Regions from separate parts of the Homo sapiens genome. Here region 2 is linked to region 1. Evidence: chromatin contacts called from ENCODE Hi-C or POLR2A ChIA-PET data. All regions are on one chromosome and are shown on one strand. The core of a region is the stretch at or near the end of the contact, and the rest is flanking DNA. Distances in the headings are between cores, read along the strand shown.

The links. A loop is a pair of places that touch in the nucleus more often than their neighbours do. ChIA-PET counts read pairs that join two places held with the same protein, here RNA polymerase II (POLR2A). Pooled maps may share reads with other maps.
Region 2: a loop to region 1 is called in a map of Caco-2, with 8 times the contacts of the local background. The contact joins two enhancer-like sites. A Hi-C loop is called at or near these places in 8 of 168 maps with a recorded cell type or tissue (Caco-2, Calu3, HCT116 and 4 more), 7 of 37 single-sample maps with no recorded cell type and 5 of 50 pooled maps. POLR2A ChIA-PET finds 5 or more read pairs at or near these places in 2 of 52 experiments (IMR-90 and Panc1).

Annotation. Positions count from the first base shown.
Region 1 is chr10:120,942,246-120,950,092 of GRCh38, forward strand. All of the region lies in intron 2 of LOC105378519 (a long non-coding RNA gene), which reads right to left. Among named protein-coding and RNA genes, the nearest start is that of WDR11, 95 kb to the left of the region's middle. RefSeq lists enhancers at 611-905, 810-879. Within about 2 kb of position 3,935, at least 8 of the 41 ENCODE cell types and tissues checked have a DNase peak (open chromatin) inside an H3K27ac peak, as active enhancers do.
Region 2 is chr10:121,065,558-121,073,404 of GRCh38, forward strand. The region is part of intron 2 of LOC105378521 (a long non-coding RNA gene); the gene reads right to left. Among named protein-coding and RNA genes, the nearest start is that of LINC01153, 110 kb to the right of the region's middle. Within about 2 kb of position 3,719, at least 4 of the 41 ENCODE cell types and tissues checked have a DNase peak (open chromatin) inside an H3K27ac peak, as active enhancers do.

The DNA.
Region 1 (7,847 bases), core at 2,685-5,184:
CCTGGCTAACATGGTGAAACCCTGTCTCTACCAAAAATACAAAAAAATTAGCCGGGCATGGTGGCGGCGCCTGTAGCCCCAGCTACTCGGGAGGCTGAGGCAGGAGAATGGCGTGAACCCGGGAGGCAGAGCTTGCGGTGAGTCGAGATTGCGCCACTGCACTCCAGCCTGGGCGACAGAGCGAGACTCCATCTCAAATAAATAAATAAATAAATAAATAAAAGAAAAAAGAAAAAAAAAAGATACCTGTGAGCTGTGGACATCTGAATGTTCACACAGCACTGACCTTTTTAAACATGAAAATGAAAACGAATAGTCAGACTCCTGCATTTTTCCATGTCTTATTTCAGTTTTAAAGATGGACAATATGATAAGAAAGTCTGTTTCTCTTCTGGATTTCTATTTCCAAAGAGATAGCAAAGGTTCTCAGGTTACTTGGAGAGTTTACTAGGATGCTGAGCGCTCCTCACCCACATAGTTTATTATTCGGGAGGTCTGAGGTGGGACCCCAAAAGACAAATTCTCAGGTGAGGTTGATGCTGCTGGTCTGGCGACCACGCTTGGAGACTCCGTGAGCCAGAGGACTCTGCCCCGACTTGCTAGGGAGGCAGGAGCTCTGGTGACCTGCTGTGTGGCCTGGAGGAAGTCACTGCCCATTCTGAGCCTCGGATTCCTTGTTGGTAAACAGCGTCTTAGGACGCGGCTCTGTGATGCTGTGGCCTGTGCGTCGCATCGGCATGTCTCAGCCGGCACCGGGCAGCAGAGGGCAGCAGAGATCAGGAAATGGCGTCCCGGCAGGCGGCTTCTCCCACTGCTGAAATGAGTTCTCTCAACTGTCGCTCAGCACTCCGAAACCATTAGCCAAAGAAGAAAGACATTTCCTCATCCCTTTGCTCTCCAATGACTAAGAAAAGTGAAGTGATGCCTTACACTGAAATGTATTTCTTAAAAGTTGGATACTTGTATCATCTTGAAAGCCCCTCTACATCCAGGAAAACTGCAGCCCAGAGAGGGGAGGAAAAGCCCGCGGCCTCCTGCTGGTGGTAAGTTCAGGAACACGCATGGGCCTTTCCGCTCCGTCCCAAGCTGAGTTTTACATTCCCTCCTAGACGAGAATTGGCGAGTGGACATGAGGGTAGCTTTCTTCCATGGTGCTGGGGGGCAGGAGGAACCCCAGGGACTCATGGATGTGGGAAGGACATGAGAGGTTTCCCAAGTAGGGCCCCTTGCATTTAGAGCCCCCTCTACATGGAGCTGGAAAAGGGAGTTCCGTTTAAATGTGTGACCCTGGAGTCCCCAAACATCTATTCAGAGACAGCAGATAAATCCCAGACTGCACCTCTCCAGCTGGTCTTCAAGCTCAGAACCCCCTCCTCGTTTCCAAGTGTGGATCCATCAGAATGAAGGGCCCACACCTCTCCCCCACCGTGGATTTCACATTTCCTGGTGCCTCTAAGTCACCAGGAGGGGGCAGAAAATTCTGCCTCCCAAGCCCCACCTCCAGGGACCCCATTCATCAGGTTTGGGTGCGGTCCTGGAATCCACGTGCTAAACAGACGCTGAGGGTGGTTTGCCCAACCAGACCTGGACAATCTCTGGCCTGGAGGTTAAGCCTGGGTGGTGAAGATGAAGAGATAGGTGGCAGGCAACACTGGGAATTCACAGTCTCCGTTCTTGGAATCATACTTCTCATCCACGGGGAAAATTCCTTGGTTCTGGTACCTTCCCTGCAACTCTCTCCAATCATCCTAACATTCTGGGGGCCCAAGATGAGAATAAAAGCGAAGTTCCCATACCATGTGTCAATTATTAAAAAGTTATCAATCCGGGGCCGGGCATAGTGGCTCATGCCTGTAATCCTAGCACTTTGGGAGGCCGAGGCGGGTGGACTGCCTGAGTTCAGGAGTTCGAGACCAGCCTGGGCAACACAGTGAAACCCCGTCTCTAGTAAAATACAAAAAAAATTAGCCGGGCATGGCGCCGTGCACGGCGCCGTGCACCTGTAATCCCTGCTACTTGGGAGGCCGAGGCAGGAGAATCGCTTGAACCCAGGAGGTGGAGGTTGCAGTGAGCCAAGGTCACGCCATTGCACTCCAGCTTGGGTGACAGAGTAAGGCTCCGTCTCAAAAAAAAAAAAGGTTACCAATCCAATCAGTTGTTAGAAGATAAAACCCATAATTTTTCTACCTTGGTAAATACATCTTCATCATCATGAAGGCAAGGTTTGAATTTAGAATTCTGAGGAGTTGACTTTCGAAAAAAGGCAGCACAGAGAGCCAGGCTGCAGCCTACCCCCTTCACGCCTCACCCCACTTGGCTTTTTAGTGCACACACGTGTGTGTGTGTGTACAGGTGTGTATACCCACTAGCCCCACATATCCACGCCCCCACCCAGTTCCAGCTGAGCCATCACCCACAGAAGAATGATGGACCCAGGGAGAGAGGCCCACACAAACCTGGAGGTTGGCTCAGGGTTCCAGGTATCCGTGACTCTAAAAGGCAGGGTACAGGATCCAGGGGAAGCCCATCCCCAGCCCCAGGGACCCCTTGCCCTAGATAGGGCATAGCCTGATGAGACAGAGCAGGCCCCACCCCTGCCCACCAGGGCTCCTTGCTGGCCAGTGGGAGGTGGAGGCCTTAGAGTTATAAGGAGCTGTCAGGTTGGTCCCACTGAAGCCACACTGGCTTTGGGCCCCTGGGAGCCTGACTGTGAGGCCTTTCTGAAACCTCAGGTAGGCCTGACAGACAGACAGGGCTGCAATCCAGGGCTGAGCGCCTGCCTGGAGATGGGGCTCCAGGAGGGACTGGGAGGGCTGCCTGGAGGCGGGGGCTGTTAAAATGCAGCTCTCTGGGCCCTGCACCAGCCCTTCTGAATCAGTGGAGCTGGACATCTATGTTTTAACAAGACCCTCCTTCCCAAGGATTCTAACACAACACTAAAGTGTGAGAAGCACAGCTTGGAAACATTTTGTTTTATTCATGCAGTCAACAGATATCCACAGAACATCCCCTCCCTTGGCACTCTCAGTTTCCTGTCCCCTGCAGCCAACAGGAAGTCAGCTCTTCCCCACAGATTCTCTCCCTCCTCAAGTTTCAATTCAATTTCACCTCCTCAGGGGCACCTTTTCCAAAATGGCTGCCATCTCCCGGCCCTCAACACCACATCCCCTCTCCTAGCTCCTTCTTGGCCTTTACCACTGGTGCAGATGAGCTTCTTGGAGTATTTATTTTACTCATTGCCATGCCTCCCCCTCTAGAATATAACCCCTTCCCCAGGGCCAGGGCCTGATACATGGGAATCATTCCTTTACTGCAGTGTTGCTGGGATATAATATGCCCATAAACCTACTGAGTATTTGATGAATGATGAATAAGGCCGCTACCACTCAGCAATTCATTCATTGCCTCTTCCCACAATGGGACAATGGGGCAGGTGCCTTTTGGATAAAGAGGGAAGGTGTAGGTGGCGGAAGCCTCCGAGCTCTGAAGACCCTGCATGGCTGTCTGCCCGCCCCTCCATGAAAGGGGCAGCTCTCCCAGGAAAGAGAGGAAGAGAGGCCAAGAGAGCTCACAAATGGGTGTCTTCTCTTGTGAGGAAGGATTCGGGGCTCAACACGCTTCCTGGGGCTGGGTCTGTACAGGTAGAAGGAAGAGGCCCAGTTGGCTCCAAGCCTGGGCCAGCCCCAGCCCTGCAGCCTGGCGGTGTGCAGGCACCCTCACTTCAGAACATGCTTGTATGCACTTGCTCTTCTGGCACGCCATGAACTGTTTCTTGGCTGCCTTGTTAGGAGATTAAGCTTTCTCTAAAAAGATGAAAAAAAAAATCTCTAGCAAAGGCCTGACTAGAGCTGACCCCCGAGGAGGCGGTGGCAATAACTGATGGGCACTACATTTGTCTAATTAATCTTCTTGTCAACAAAGTTGTTCTTTGCCGGTGCCAGCTCTGACATCATCCTGCAAGCTTGCCACACTGGTTCATATGCAGTTACAAAGGCTGCCTGTGACCCAGCACTACACTCCCTAACCACCCCCAACACGCTGCTGCCTGGAAATGGGTGGATGAGAACAGAGATGTCACACAGCTGCTGGCTTAGAAGGGGCACCGGGGAATCACAGCTTGAATGAAAGTTGGATAAAGATCTGGAAGGTTCAGGGGATCCCCAGGCTGGAAGGAGCCTGGTTTCTAAATAGGACACCGATGCCGACCATCTTTTTCAAGTTAAACTTTGGAAAGTTCCATTTGCCATGCAAACTACCCTTGCCCTGGATGGGTTGCCCCAAGAGTGACCCAGGAAAGTTTAGGTGGTAAAGTTGCAAAATCAAGTGGCTTCAGGGCCCAGGCAGAGATTTCACTTTCAGTGCCCTGGGATGAAATCTCTGGATGTCCACGAGGCTGACCTGGACTTCCCGGATTGGGAGGCCTTGTGGTCAAAAGCCGAGTCCAGTCCTGAACACCAGATCTAAATGTTCAAGAAGACTGTGCAGATTTACAGGCTAAATCAGAGTCCCTGGTAGCTGTTTCCGACCTCTGTATGGGGCTTTTAGAGTGAACTGTGGTCTCATCCAGGCGTTTCCCGACCATTGCATCCCACACAGGGCCTCCCTTCTGATTTTATCGTTAGTCTCTCTCCCTGTTGATTTCCTCCAAGTGCTCATCACTGTCCACACTCACCCTGTTTATTTCTGCTCACCGATCTGGCTTTTTAATCGAGGAGTCTGTGAATAAAATCTGGAGGAGGGGGGTCTATGAACTTGGACAGGAAAATATTTATATCATTATTTTCACTGTCTGAGATTTAACAATTTACTCAATTATGAAAATCGGCAACAAGCCACAGTGTATTAGCAGTGTCTGTGACTTTGTCTCCAACAGAAATCACAGCTGTTTTTCTATCACGTCGTAGTTGATGCAGTTATCTCAAAATATCAGCTGGGCTAATCACTATTTTGAAATGACTGTAGTTAATAGATTGGTCTGTAGATCCTGTTACATCCTCTATCAACGAAGAACATATACGAGTATAGCACCACTTAAAAATATTTTGATAACTGCATGACAGTATAATCGGTTTGTTTCATAATCCTGTGTATCTTAATTTATGCTTTTTTCAAATATTCTGGCCTCATGAGACTGGCAAGAAAGACTGTAAGCCATCTTTTCTGTTACTTTTTCTTTCTTTCTTTCTTTCTTTTTTTTTTCTATTTTTGAGACGGAGACTCTCACTCTGTCACCCAGGCTGGAGTGCAGTGGTGATCTCGGCTCACTGCAACCTCCGCCTCCCGGGTTCAAGCGATTCTCCTGCTTCAGCCTCCCGAGTTCTCTTTTCTATCCTTAGCCCCGACCTTGGGTTCTGGCACACAGTAAGTGCTCAAGACAATATTATTGACTGAATTAATGAAGGAACCACTGAACAAATGAATTAAATAAGTGAACTGAACAAATGAACATGAGCCTTAACGTGGCCGTGGGTCCACGTCCATGGACCCACGTATTCTGGAAGGTGCAGAAGTTTCCACGACCCTTTGCCACCTGAGCTTCTGTCTGTGCGACATCCACACTACCCACCAGGAGAGACGGGGGTCTTGCTACCTCCACTAAGAACAGTAGGAACAGCTCAGAGCTGACCACGGCGTCCCCACTAAACAAGACTCCACCGGCCCATTGCCTTTTTTGCTCCAGCCACACGGGCCTCCGGAGACCAGAGCTGGAGATAAGGGGATGATCCTTTTTTTTTTTTTATATTATACTTGAAGTTTTAGGGTACATGTGCACAACGTGCAGGTTTGTTACATATGTATACATGTGCCATGTTGGTGTGCTGCACCCATTAACTCATCATTTAGCATTAGGTATATCTCCTAATGCTATCCCTCCCCCCTCCCCCCACCCCACAACAGTCCCCAGTGTGTAATGTTCCCCTTCCTGTGTCCGTGTGTTCTCATTGTTCAATTCCCACCTATGAGTGAGAACATGCGGTGTTTGGTTTTTTCGTCCTTGTGATATTTTGCTGAGAATGATGGTTTCCAGTTTCATCCATGTCCCTACAAAGGACATGAACTCATCATTTTTTATGACTGCATAGTATTCCATGGTGTATATGTGCCACATTTTCTTAATCCAGCCTATCGTTGTTGGACATTTAGGTTGGTTCCAAGTCTTTGCTATTGTGAATAGTGCCGCTATAAATATACGTGTGCATGTGTCTTTATAGCTGCATGATTTATAATCCTTTGGGTATATACCCAGTAATGGGATGGCTGGGTCAAATGGTATTTCTAGTTCTAGATCCCTGAGGAATCGCCACACTGACTTCCACAATGGTTGAACTAGTTTACAGTCCCACCAACAGTGTAAAAGTGTTCCTATTTTTCCACATCCTCTCCAGCACCTGTTGTTTCCTGACTTTTTAATGATCGCCATTCTAACCGGTGTGAGATGGTATCTCACTGTGGTTTTGATTTGCATTTCTCTGATGACCAGTGATGATGAGCATTTTTTCATGTGTTTTCTGGCTGCAAAAATGTCTTCTTTTGAGAAGTGTCTGTTCATATCCTTCGCCCACTTTTTGATGGGGTTGTTTTTTTCTTGTAAATTTGTTGTTCATTGTAGATTCTGGATATTAGCCCTTTGTCAGATGAGTAGGTTGCAAAAATTTTCTCCCATTCTGTAGGTTGACTGTTCACTCTGATGGTAGTTTCTTTTGCTGTGCAGCTCTTTAGTTTAATTAGATAAGGGGATGATCCTAAAGGGACGCAGTGGTCCCGCCCATCGCCGCCTCTACAGGGAGGGAGCCGCGGCCCCGAGCTGGCCACGCGATGGCGCTGTGCACCCGGCCGCGGAGCCCCTGCACGTCCGGCTCCCGCTCGCGCTCTCGGCTCGAGCTCCGGACTCCAGGCTCGGAGCAGGGGTTCGGGCTACGGTTCCCGGCTCCGAGGGACCGCGGGGCTCTCTGCCTGGGAAGGAAGCTTGCGGGCCTCCTCGGGCCTCGCTGCAGCCCAGCTAGGTTAATCAATCAGCAGCCGCTCAGTCACCCATCCCTTCCGCATCAGTTGCGTGGGGCTGGGGATCATGCCTAGGGCGGGAGGCGTGGGAGCGCAGGGCGCCCCGGGTCCGGATCCGGCTACAGGGGCGAACAGAGCGGGTTCTCCATCCCCTGGGGTGAAATCTCTGGGCCCAGGCTTTGAGACCCTCTAACTCGCCTTGCACACCCTGTGTCTGCAGAGGAGGCTGTAGTTCAGAGGCCAAGCCCGCTGTCAGAAGGCAGCCAGGCGGACTTGAGTCCCAATTCCTCCTTCCTTTCTACCATCATTCTCTCTTTTGCAAAATGGGGATGATAAAGGTCCCGACCAGTTGGTAGGATTGACGGAGATGGGGCAGCACAGGGCTCCTAAGCACAGTGCCCCGCGCCCAGTCGGCACCGCGGGACGCATCGTCTGCAGCCGCGTGAGCTCGGGCAAGGCGACCTGGACTCATCTCCGCAGCAGGGACGAGGTCCGCCCTGTACTTGCGGCATCTGCGTGTGGTGGAACTGACCGAAACGCTTGCGGAGCTGCGCACGGTGCCTGGCACACCGTTAGCAACCCTTCCCTTCCCTTGTTCTGCGCCTGTCCTGTGAGTGGACAGGAGGACACCCAGGGCCTCCGCTGCCTGTCCGATACTAGTCACCCCAGGGCCTAGAGGCTTATTCCCTGGAGATGGGACCCACGCCAAGCCAAGGTCTCCCATTTTCTAGAGAGAACTTGGGCAGCCGGGAATGCCATCCTTGGAAGGAAAGGCAAGAGGGAGGTGAACATTCATTCCAAGGCCGTTAAACATGGGGAGAGGCACTGCTGGAAAACTGTTCTAG
Region 2 (7,847 bases), core at 2,469-4,968, 120 kb after region 1:
ACTTCCTGTCTCTATAGACTAACCCATTCTAGACATTTTATGTAAATGGAATCATACAATATGTGGCCTTTGGGTCTGGCTTCTTTCAGTTAGCATAAAGTTTTTAAGGTTCATCCATGTTTATCAGTATCAGTACTTCATTCCTTGTTAAGGCTACTATTCCATTGTATGGATATACCATGCTTTATCCATTCATCAGCTGATAGACTTTTGGGCTATTATATATAATATTGACATGTATGAATTTTCATATGGACATATATTTTCAACTATCATGGGCATACTGTACCTGGCATAAAATTGCTGGATCATATGGTAACTCTATGTTTAACTTTTTAAGGAATTGCCAGACAACTTTCCAAGATCATGACACCCTATTACATTCCCACCAGCAATCTATGAGTTGTCCAGTTCCTCCACATCTTTGTCAATACTTGTTACTGTCTGCCTTTTTGATTATAGCTATTCTAATGGGTGTGAAGTGATATTTCATTGTGGTTTTGACTTGCACTTCCCTAATGACCAATGATGTTGAATATCCTTTCATGTGTTAATCATTTATTTGAATATCTTCATCAGAGAAATGTCTATTCAGACCGTTTGCCTATTTTTAAATTGGTTTGTCTGTCTTTTTGTTGTTGAGTTGTAAGAGTTCTTTATATATTCTGGATATAATTTCCTTATCAGATATATGATTGGCAAATATTTTCTCCCATTGGGTGGGTTGTCTTTTTACTTTCGTAATAGCATACTTTGAAGCACAAACGTTTTAAATTTTGATTAAATTTGATTATCTGGATATTTTTTGTTCCTTGTGCTTTAGGTGTCATATCTAAGAAGTCATTGCCTAACCTAAAGTCATCAAGATTTACACATATTTCCTTCTAAAAGATTTGTTGTTTTAGTTCTATATTTAGGTCTATGATCTATTTTAAATTAATTTTTGTATACTGTGTGGGGCAGGGATCCAACTTCATTTGTTTGCATGTGAATATATAGTTGTTTCAGTATAATTTGTTGAAAAGACTGTTCTTTCCCCCATTGAATGGTCTTGGCACTTTTCTTGAAAATCAATTGACTACAGATATATGGGTGTATTATTGGACTCACAATTCTGTTCCATTAATCTATATGTCTATCTTTATGCCAGTACCACACAGTCTTGGTTACTGTAGTTTTATAGTAGTTTTTGAAATCTTTGCATGAATCCTCCAACTTTATTCTTTTTATTTTTCAAGATTGTTTTGGCTATTCTGGGTCCTTTGAATTTCCATAAATACTTTGGAATCACTTGTCAATTTACACATGCACATACATATACAAAGGCAGCTGGAGTTTTGATAGAACTTGTATTGAATATTGAATTCATAGACCATTTGGGGAAGTATTGCCATCTTAACACTATTAAGTCTTCCAATTCATAAATTCTTTATATTTAATCTTTTGAAATTCTTCAACAATGTTTTATAGTTTTCAGTGTGTATATCTTATACGACTTTGTTTAAATCGATTCCCAAGCATTTTATTCTTTTTTATACTATTGTAAATGGAATTGTTTTCTCAATTTCATTTTCAGATCATTCTTTGCTATTGTATAGAAATATAATTGATTTTATATACTTATCTTGTGTTCTGCAACCTTGCTGAACTGATTTAGTAGTTCTAATATATTTTAGTGGATTCCTTAGGATTTTCTACAAGATTATACAGTCTACAATATTATGTCATCTGCAAATGGAAGTAGTTTTGTGTCTTCATTTCTAGTCAGGATGATTTTTATTTCTTTTTCCTGGCTAATTTTCCTGGCTAAAACCTCCAGTGCAATATTGATTAGAAGTGCCAAAAATGAACATTTTTTTCTTGTACCTGATTTTTAGGGGGAAAGCATTCAGTCTTTTACCTCTTTTTGGCTATGGGCTTATTATAGATACCCTTTGTGTTAGTTCATTCAGGCTGCTGTAACAAAATATAATAAACGGGGTGGCTTATGAACAATAGACATGTATTTTTCACAATTCTGGAAACTGGGAGGTCCAAGATCAAGGTGCTGGCGGATTCAGTGTCTGGTGAGGGCCAACCTTCTGATTGATCTTTTCTCTGTGTCCTCACATGGTGAAATGAGTAAGGGAGATCTCTCGAGCCTCTTCCATAAGGGCACTAATCCCATTCATGAGGGCTTCACCCTCACAGCCTAATCATCCCCCAAATGTCCACCTTCTAACACCATCCCCTTGCAGGTTAGGATTTCAACATATGAATTTCGGGGGGACACATTCAGACCACAGCACCCTTTCTCAGGTTGAGGAAGTTCCCTCCTATTCCTACTTTCTGAGTGTTCCCTGTTTCTTTAAAAAACAAAAATTATGCCCAGCTTAGGGCATAATTATGTCCCCCTCCATTATCTTATTTCCATATCATTCAATTCCAGCTTAGAGCTGTCTGAATGTCTCGTTTTGTACATTCAAGAAGGTATTGTCATATCTGATGCTCACAGTGACAACTCAAAGACTAAAAATTCTGTGATATCCCAAGTTTCAGGAGGCACAGCACTATATAAAACACTTTGAAATATTTCTGTCCAAAGTGGTTTAAATATTACTTATAATAACTAGTAAAAGTTTAAAAAGTGGTTTAAGGCTGGGCGCGGTGGCTCACGCCTGTAATCCCAGCACTTTGGGAGGCCGAGGCGGGCGGATCACAAGGTCAGGAGATTGAGACCATCTTGGCTAACACGGTGAAACCCCGTCTCTACTAAAAATACAAAAAATTAGCCGGGCGCGGTGGCGGGTGCCTGTAGTCCCAGCTACTCAGGAGGTTGAGGCAGGAGAATGGCGTGAACCTGGGAGGCGGAGCTTGCAGTGAGCCGAGATTGTGCCACTGCAATCCGGCCTGGGCTAAAGAGCGGGACTCCGTCTCAAAAAAAAAAAAAAAAAAAAAAAAAAAAAGTGGTTTAAATAAAGTGAAGAGTATTACTGCTCAAAAGGTGAACTCCCCTGCCCACCCGGTTCCCCAGTGAAGTCCTGCGCTGCTTGCTCTGTTTCCTTCTCCATGTCAGTTAAAATCAACACATTCCTTTTATCACCCGATGAGGAAACAGGTCCCTCTCAAGCCTGCAACTGGTTATCTTCCAAGTCCTTTAGTTCTTCTTCCTTTATCCCCACTAATTGCAAGTCTCCCTCCATTATCTTCTTATTTCCACATTGTTCAATTCCAGTGGAATACAGGAATTGGCCCATGGGGAAGAGCAGAAAAACGAAAGGAATGAAAATGCTTCAGTGTTTCAGGAGATTTGAAGATGTTTCAGGAGATTTCAGTGTTTCAGGAGATTGAAGCTGCAGTGAGGATGAGCCTCCCTGATCCCCTTCTCCTCCCGTGTCCCTGCTGGACTAAAGGAGTTCCCATGAGGGAGGCTGGCAGCTGACAGGATCACCCAGGACTAGGACTTGTGGCCCCCAGACCACTCCTGGATGTGCCCCATAGCGGCCCCTGAAGGCGCTGCCTCCTTCTTTGCTGGGCCTCAGCCTCTTTGCTGGGCCTTGGGTCTCGGGACCTCCAAGGCATGTCATCTTCTTTCTCTGTGTCCTCCACTGCTCAGATTGTGGCTGCCTCAGCCATGGCAAATGGCAAGGACCCCAGTTTCACTTCCCGGCCCACCCAGACACCAGGCAGAAACTCTAATAACCACTTTTCTGGGTTTCTACATCCTGTGTCTCTGGATGACTAATCATCTCCAGAGCATGAACAATTGAGTCATCTCAAGCCCCAGGCTTGAATTTGTGCACAAGGCAACCAGCTTCTCCTCGGCAGGCTCTGGGAGCACTGGCTGAAGTAGGTGTGGCCCTCCTAAGTCACCATCCTGGCCTGGAACTCTTGGAGCACAATAGGCTCCTCCGGGTTTGTTGAAGAGCCTTTGCTCAACTGAACCTCTTTATTGTAGGCTTTTGCTCCTTTCTGAACAGGCTCTTACAAGTAGAGCATGCAAGATCGCATTATGTTTAGAGTCCCCATGAGGCCATGCTCTGCAGGCGGCCTTGGGACACCAGCGCATCCTCTTCTGGGAACAGAACTCCAAGCTCCTTTGAATAACAACTACTCCCCTTCTCTCTGAGCTGACTCAGGCCGGCCAATTGACATAATTCCAATCTCTGGTGACAGTTATTGCTTCAGGGATTGGCACATAACCCAAGTTTGTCCTACTAGAATAAATCCTGGGACTTATTTATAAGCTGACAGAAGGAGATGTATTCTTTTTTCCACAGCCTCTATCCTGAAGAGCGTTGGACCCTGGAGCTGCTGGCCACATCTTGATCTGCCATATGTGGTCCAAGAATGAAGTCAACACGAAGGAGAATGAAGGTGCTGAGGGATAAAGTTATTGACATTCTAGGAGCTCCTGGATCAAACCATGCCTGAACTCAATTTATCCCTTGAACTTTTCAATTACATGAATAAATCCTCCTTTTGCCTGAGTCAATGTGGATTAGTATCATTGGCATTCAGAAGATTCCTAAAGTCTCAGGTCTTCTGCACATCTATAACCATGGCAATTGCGGTCCTGCTCTCCTTTCCCCTCCCCTGAGCAGGCAAGCTTTCCTTCTCTATCATGTAAACCTCCTGGGTCATTCAGAGTATTTCTCAAATGTTACCTGGAGTTTCCCAAGACTTCAGTTCTCACTGACCATTTACTTCTTAAACTGCTAGGATGATAACCTATAACTTTGCATCTAACCAATCCCTTAGCACTTTCCTTAGAGACTTCTTAGAGATCTTTTTGATGCCTAAGGGTAGGAATCAGGGCTTCTCTATCTTGTATATGCACTGCCCCCCACCCACAGGTCCATAGAATAACAGCTGAGGACCTGTAGCTCTACAAGGGCAGGGACTGTCAAACATGCCAGACTGCACATGGTAGTTACCACTAGAGGGCTCTGGGTATGGGCAATAAGCAGGACTTCTGCATTTTACATCTATGCTATCATTCGAGTCTTGTATGAGCATTTATTTTACAAATCTCTATCTTGCAAAGCAAACCCTTAGTGTGAATAACTGAGGAGTGGTGGATCGGCCAGCTCTTCCGTGCAGTGTTCTAAAGCCTCTTGCTCCTGTCTCTCCTGTGGGAAACCCATAGTTACGGCTTCAAGCAGAGACCCAAGCACCACCTCAGGGTCTTGACCTTGTGTGGGAATAATCTATCACCAAGATGCAGACAGAGACAAACTGCTTCACAGAGCATTTTATCCCCTAGAAAATCCCCAACCCCAGCATCCTGGGTGCTGCCCAACCTCTTCAAATACAAAGGCAAATAAAATAAATAAAAGTAAATATTGTACTCATAAGCAACAGAATGCCTAGCAACCAAGAACAAGGGAGGGCTGGAGGAAGAAGGTTGACTTTCGCAGGCCCTTGTGTATAAACTGCAGTAAAAGTCTTCTCTGTGTGAATAATATATTTTTGAGCGTTAAATTATAGAAGGTGTAAGGAATGCTAAGGCTGAGACCCAACAGAGAGAGCTGGCCCCACCCTGAATGGGAGGGGCAGGGGTCTCCTTGGTCTTTGTCCCTGCTGACTGGTATTGAGGGAGGGGGAGTCTCCGCTGTAGCTTCAGGAATGGAACACAGGGCACCAGGCCTCAGTTAATCCCTTTAGGGACCCTTAGCCCTGAAACAATGCTGGTGCAACCCCACATGTAACTCAGAAGAAAATGTTAAGTCACGAAATAAATGTAAGAGCTCTGATGTTTTTCTATAACACCCATTTCAATGCTTTGTTAGAAAGTATGTACGTAAAGCACATGACATTGTTCTCATTAAATTTTTTTGTTACGAAAACTTTTAAACACACTCAGAAGAGTAGGATTTTTGAACCTCTCATCTGGGTACAATATTATTAAAATTCTGCCACATCTGCCTTGTTGATCTTTTTGCTCTTTTTCTTGGTTAAACTATTTGGAAGCAAATCCAAGGCATCATGTCATTTCATCTGCACATACCTTGGTATAATCCATGAAAATTATGGACATATTCTCATATAACCATAAAGCCAGTATCATACCTTAATGAGTTGGGTATGTTCTGTTTGTTTTTGTTTTGGGCATCCTCCAACCTCCAGTACCTAACCCATTATCAGATTTCCCTGATTGTCTCAAAGGGTCTTTTGCATTTGTTGTGTGTTCTCATTGTTAATACCCTTGTGTCGTAAGTCCCCTGGGTGCATGCTTAGATTGACTTTTGGAAATCTAAGATTATTTGGTATTTATTGAAAGCAGAAGAGAGGGAAGAAAAAAAAAAGACAAAGCAGTGAAAAGGAAAACATGGAAGTGGTATTTTTATAAGATCTATGTGACATTTTGCTGGCTGTCACCTTTGCTCATATAGGATCCCCACTGCTTAGGATAGGATTAAACTGTCCCAGCTTATAAAGCAGGCATTTTCCCCAGTGTCTTCTGAATTCTGAAGATTTTGGGTGGGATGTGGATAAAGTGTTGCTGTCCTTGTCTGTCACCATGACAACTCCAGCCAGGACTTGGCCTTGCTAGGGTTTTCTGGTGGATTGTGGAGCCTGCTACCCCTAGGTCACAATGAGCAGGAACGTGGATTTACAGATATACAGCTGCTCCCTGGCATGGCTTCCCCAAGGAAGTAGGAGAGGGGATCTTGAGGGCCAAGGTTAGTAGCAAATGTGAAAGCTAAGAAGAGACATGGAAAACTTCTCTTGACTACATGGGGGTTGGTCGGGGGTACATCTGACTCCCACGAACAGACAAATCTAAGAAGAGTGAGAAGCATTCTTACCTTCTGACCCAGCAACCCCACCTCTAGGAATTTGTTGAGAAAAAGCCAGAGTTTGCACAAAGATTTATTTTGTTTGAGAATGTCCCTTAAGCTCTTTATAGCAATAAAAAGAGCTGGGAGGATTGCCTTAAGACTCAATGATGCAGAATTGGTTTAATAAATTATAGCTCATTGCTATAAGGGAACACTAAGCATCCATTCAAAACATGTTTTGAAAAAATATTCAAAGATACAGAAAAATGTCCACAATATATTAAGTGGAAGAAAAAAGAGGTTATAAAAAATCAGTCTGATGTCAGTCTCATTTTCTCATTTTTTAAAAATTAAAAGAAAAAGAAATGAGGGAGGGACTGAGAAGTCTATAATTAAAATGTTTCTTAAAATATATATAGTTTTTTCACTAAGTGATAAAATTTTTGACATTACTTTTCAAATTTCTTACGATGAACACCCGTCAACTTGTAATATAAAATTTTTATTTTATTTCCTTATTTATTTATTTTGAGACAGAGTTTCACTCTATCACCCAGGCTGGAATGCAGTGGCATAGTCTTGGTTCAGTGCAGCTTTGACTTCCTGGGCTCAAGTGATCCTCTTGCTTCAATCTCCTGAGTAGCTGGGATTATAGGGACTCACCACTACACCGGGCTAATTTTTGTAAAAAAAAAAATTTTAGCAATAGGGTCTCACTATGTTGCCCAGGCTGGTCTTGAACTCCTGGACTCGAGAGATCCTCTAGCCTCATCCTCTCAAAGCACTGGGATTACAGTTATGAGCCACTGTGCCCAGCCTAATTTTTATATTAATAATAGTAAATGTAACAAAGAGGCAAAAGGAAAGGAGGAAGGAAAGAATGGGAGAGACAGGGAGGGGAAGAGAAGGTAAAGTGCAAACAGAAAAGAAAAGGGAGAGAAAGAAACAGAAAAGAAAAGTAACCTGGGCCCATGAGATTTAAGAGCAGTTTTAGAAAGTTCATTTAGGGTTAAAAAAATTCTGTTACAAAAGAAGAAAAGGAAACAAAATAAAGATTTAGAAGGTCTAAGTAATTTTTAAATA